2 separate regions of the Homo sapiens genome follow, and region 1 is linked to region 2. A link is a loop called in an ENCODE intact Hi-C map of the cell type or tissue named here. Cell type or tissue: Caco-2. All regions are shown on one strand.

The links. Hi-C counts contacts between places; a loop is a spot of excess contacts. Peaks named below come from ENCODE experiments on the same cell type or tissue, not always from the same donor. Only the 100,000 strongest peaks of a DNase experiment are listed, where the experiment ranks them.
Region 1: a loop joins it to region 2, with 6 times the contacts of the local background. A loop is called at or near these places in 3 of 110 quality-filtered maps.

What each region holds. Positions count from the first base shown.
Region 1 is chr20:12,923,790-12,926,289 of GRCh38, reverse strand. LINC01722 (long intergenic non-protein coding RNA 1722) reads left to right here. Exons shown (of 12, transcript NR_109868.1): 5 at 1,382-1,558. Among named protein-coding and RNA genes, the nearest start is that of LINC01723, 25 kb to the left of the region's middle. In Caco-2, a CTCF peak has its summit at 959 (motif pointing left); a DNase peak (open chromatin) is centred at 959.
Region 2 is chr20:13,008,157-13,010,656 of GRCh38, reverse strand. It overlaps SPTLC3 (serine palmitoyltransferase long chain base subunit 3), which reads right to left and starts at 1,685. Exons shown (of 12, transcript NM_018327.4): 1 at 1,273-1,685. The coding sequence starts at 1,389. In Caco-2, no CTCF peak of the experiment used is centred here; DNase peaks (open chromatin) are centred at 1,406 and 1,696; H3K4me3 peaks cover 2,122 bases.

The DNA of each region.
Region 1 (2,500 bases), 84 kb after region 2:
GTTGCCTGGCCTCTCTTTAGCAAAACTCTAGCCCACTGCAAATCTCCCTGGGCAGTCGTGACTGGACGTGTGTTCACTGAGCCCCTGGGAGACAGGGCTGTGTCCTGAGTTCTGGGTCATCACGGCAGGCCCTGGAATTCAGCTCCGGGAGTACTGATCTCTGGCAAAAGCTATGTGCTTAAGGAAGGTGGACCCTCCCTAGGCCCAGGAGATGGATCTCACTAATCTAAACCAGTTATGGCATCCCTACTCCTCTTACTGCTGATGGTTTCAGGGACAGGCAGGTGACTGATTTCTGACCAGTCAGTTGTAAGTGTACATTTGCTGGTGTGTGTAGGGGGGGTGTCTGGAAAATTTTCACCTTTACAAAAATCCATGGGGAAAGAAAATCTGCCCATTTTTTGCCTTCACCAATGTGGTGAGAACATGATTCTTAGAGGTACTGCAGGCATCTCGTACCCAGGTGGGGTATCTTGTTCTCAAATGCCGATGCATTGGGGAAGACAGGTTGCAGCTGAGAAAGCAGTATTCACCCTTGAAAGTTCCCAGGGCTGCTGAGCCAACCTGAAATCGCCTTTATCCACCTTCCTGGGAGACAGGTTAACAGCATTCTCTCCTAGGGGTCACGGATCCTGGATTTTTTGTCCCTGTGTAGGAAGCGCCAACACATAGATACACTTGGCCTGAGAGAGGACAATGGCCTCCCAGGCTTGGGGACTGCAATGGGAAGGAAAGGGGGCTCTTCCTGAGACTTGGTGGAAGCTGCTATCAGCAGAGGCCCTTTGAATGCTCCAGTTACTCCATTGTTATTCATCTAGTGCCCACAATCCAAAAGATTATTCATTTGCTCAGAGCCGAAAGAGGAAATGAAATGGAAGGGAAGAAATGGGTTGGAGGCGCGGAAAAATGCACAAATGGCTAAGCTTAGGCTGACATCTTGTGGCTAAGCCCAAAAAAGGCACTTCACTAAGAAATGAACTGAGCAGCTGGGCAGCTCAGCAGGGGGGCAGCCTGCAGTCTGAAAACGGAACAGCAGCCTTTTAAATCCACTCTCACTTTTTCTTCATTCTCTTTTTTATTACATGTCAAATTTCTTCAGCAGTCTTTTTCTGTACTGTATAGCTATTAGAAAGAATATTTTAACTCTAATGACTACAGACTTAAATTTATTTCTGGCTAAAATACATTGTTATCTTGACTAATCCTGCTTCAAATTAAAACTGTTCACCCAAAATCAATTGATTATCTTTTTCTTTAAATTAGCAATGACATGCAATTGACTTGAGTAATCGTATAGTTTTCTACCTAGAAATTAATAAGCTGTGCCTCATATATTACATTTTTAATGACTAGGAAAACACCTTTTTCCCATTTTACACAGGTGGAAGCCAAGTGATGGCCAGGGTCACAGTGAGCAAATGGCAGATGGGATCTTGCATCCTAGTCCCTCAGAACCTACAGCCTGGAGGCGGAGTTAATGGTCACCACTTCCTTTGAATGCATAGGAACAAGCAGTCTGCATGTTGTCTCATTTAATCTTTAAAACCACCCTAGTGAGGTAAATTTTGTCTTTCCTGCCTTATGAATGAGGAAACAGAAATCATGGCTCTAGAGATTGGCTCCTGGGAAACTGAAGCTGGCTTATCTACTTCTAAAACCCATCCTTCTCATCTACCTCCCCTTTTAGAGATAACTCACTCTTCCCCCAACCCCTTCTTCCTTATCTTACACATACCTCTCCTACATCTGAGCTTCCAAGAAATTGTTAGCATTTGTTGCTATAGTTCTCCTTGAAATATTAGCCGATGAAGAATTATTATTGTTTTTCCCAGGGACATTTGCATAACAATAGATAAGGAGCTCTTGAACACAGAAAGCCTTTGGGGTTTAAAGGGAGCATGTCAGACTGCAAGAAATAATGGGACAAAGACATTTGGGGGCCAGGGAACAAAGATCTCCTTTAAATCACCTCACAGAGACTGTTCTGTCCTTGGCAGCCCAGGGCTTCCAGACATCAGGTCACATATCTGATGTAATTGAAGATCCAACTAAAGGCAAGCAGTTGTTTATTCAGCATCCTGGACGGATTTACCACCAGACTAATGCAAATGCCACCTGATAAGAGCTGGAAGATGGCCCTAAGCAAACAGAGGGTTCCCCCCACCCCTCCCACCACCATTATTTTGAGAAACAATATCTTTTATAATTCCAAAATACAAGGGGTCAGAGCATTTTAATTCTAATAAGCTTGAAGTTTTCATTTTGCTTAAAAAAATTTGAACAATGGCCAATTAGCTGGTGAGCAATACTTTATCTTTGGCACAGAATTGAACTCATGAAATACTTATTAAGGGCCAGGCAACCAGTCACCCTGCTAAGTACTTTTTCTAAATTACTTCATTTAATCCTGACAAAGCTGCCTATAAAGTAGCATTGGTACACTCATTTCACAGATGAGAGAATTGACTGTCAGTGGGATTGAGTGGCCCATCTGAGATTG
Region 2 (2,500 bases):
ATTACTGCAATTTCCTTCATACAACTGACAGGAGTTGAGCACCTTCTCTTCACATTGCTCCAGGTTTCAGATCCTCAGGTGGGACAGGCCAGTTCTGAGGTTTCTGATAGACACCTCCCAGCGTTGGACAGTGCCTTTTGTTAAGAGGGGAATGCTTTTGGGGACCACAGCCTGTTTACACACAACTCAGGCTCTAGAGCTCCTTTAGCCTCTTCCAATTGCACACACGAATGTAATTCACTGAGAGGAGGACTGGCCCCAGCCAGACCCACCTGTCCTGTGATCTTAGAACAATCTGCCTTTCCTGTGGGTGGATACTTGCTCTCTGGATGATCAAATGATGGAAGATTGCATGGGGCTCCCTGTGCCACTTCTCTTTCCAAACAGGAGGCTACCTGTTTGACTACTTGGGCTTGCTCCTCAGGCAGATGAGCTCACTTCTGCTGCTCAGAGCAGAGTGACACGGGATGTCCTGTGGGGAGTGGGGAACTGCCTTACATAAGGACCTCACAGACCCAGGCTCTCTCTTAAAACAAGCTGACAACTTTCCTCGAGTTCCTCCTGCCTAGGACACTCTGCAAACATCCCGGTGCAATAAGAGTGAAAAAAAAAAAAAGTGTCAAGTTGGAAAATACAAGTTTGTTTTAAAGATGCTGTTCTGTTTTCTGAGAGCAGTGTGTCACAATCAGCCCTGCTTTCTGAAGTGTTTTGGAAAAGAATGTCTGTGACGTCACATTTCAAAGAAATACTGTGGCCTCAAATCAAGTAGTGAGCTAAAACAATGCTCCACTACACACCAATAATAACTCGCCTTTCAAACAGTGATGCATTTCTCATGGACCTGGGAAGAATGCCATCTCCACCACATAATGTCAGCAAAATGTACTTTCACTTCCTCTTTTTCTTCTGAAGCATGACGGTTGTAGCAGGTCTCTTGGACAAAAATATATGCAAAGAGTTGGAACTTTCTTAATTCTTCCCTCCCCGCAAAATGCTTGAGACAAAAGTCTAGTAGGTACATTTGTATTTTAGGGAGCCTGAAGCTGTGTGAGTCTGTGTGTATCCTCTTTTGCATACAGAAGACATTTTCTCCTTAATCCACACCTAAACTTTTTGGTAGCCAAGCACTTTCTATTAACAGAGTCAACAGTCAAAACATGTAAAAACCCTTCATAAGATGAACTCTAAGTTAGGACAGCCTCAAATATCTTCACAGAGAAATATTGAAACGTTCAGGTAATTCAGAGAAGAGTAGGGGAGAGTGCCTCTTACCTGGGCTTCCTTCACTATTCCATTCTTTGTGCAGTTTCTGCTTTGTGAGCCATTGCTCTGTTTCTTGTGATTGTGAAGTTTCCCGTTGCAAACAGCACCACCTCCAGGGTTAGCCATGGGTGTGAAGTGACAGAGCCCGGGACAGGTTTTCCTTCAGAGGTCTCTGCAGGCTTTAGTTTTCAGTCTGCGAGGGGATGGGATAAAGCTCTTTGGGGCTGAGCCCTTAAAGGAATCTTACCAATCAGGCTTTTCCAGAAGAAGAGCAACAGCCTATCTTTTTGTCAGATCGTTGAAACTAAAACAAATGGTTACCTTTATACTTCTCAACTCCCGTCAAAATGTGAACTCCATGGCAACAAACCTGCTTCCGAAACTGTAAAGGAGATTGTCCATGCTGGCTCCTTCTGGGGACTGAGGGAACCTGGGGACTGAACAACCCAGTGGCAAAGTGTGAGGAGGCGGGCTGGGAGGTGGAGAGTCTTTTAAAGACACACACACACAGCACACTCACAGAGTCTTCTAAGTAACTGAGTTCTGAGTTAACCTCTTTTTCCCACCCCCTCTCTCCTGCATGTAATTGTGGTTTTTGGTTGTAAACCAAGCTCAAAAGTTAATATTTCTTTTTGCTATAAAATAGCATTCAGAGGTGGTTGCCAGGGCCTGGAGGGATGAGGCAAAGGGAAGTTATTGTTTAATGGGTACAGAGTTTGAGCTGGAGCAGATGAAAAAGGTATAGTGATGGATCAGTGCACAACAATGTGAATGTACTTAAACTAAACTGTGCACTTAAAAATGATTAAAATGGTAAGTTTCATGTGATGTATACATTTCCATAATTTACAAATGATTTGAAAAGATTTTTAAAAACCCAGTATTCAAAACCAACCTATGTTAAAATCAGTACTATAATAAGGGGGTACCAATCCATCAAGAATTCCAGTAAGACAGATGTTGAGGAGACAGAATATTTGATGACTGCGTTATCTTTATCTCGTGACCTTGGGGGAGGTATTTACCCACTTTATGCCTCAGTTTTTCCATCTATAAAATATCTGCTGAGGTAGAACAAAAATCATGCTGTAGCTTGGGTTTGTTACTGACGCAGGTGTGAGGTGGTTGATGACTGCAGGGTCCCAGTCCTGAAACACATCTGGTTTACTCACTAACTCTTATTCTCTCAATGCATGAATCTTCAAGGCTTTGTTTCTTCCTACCATCATCAAATGGC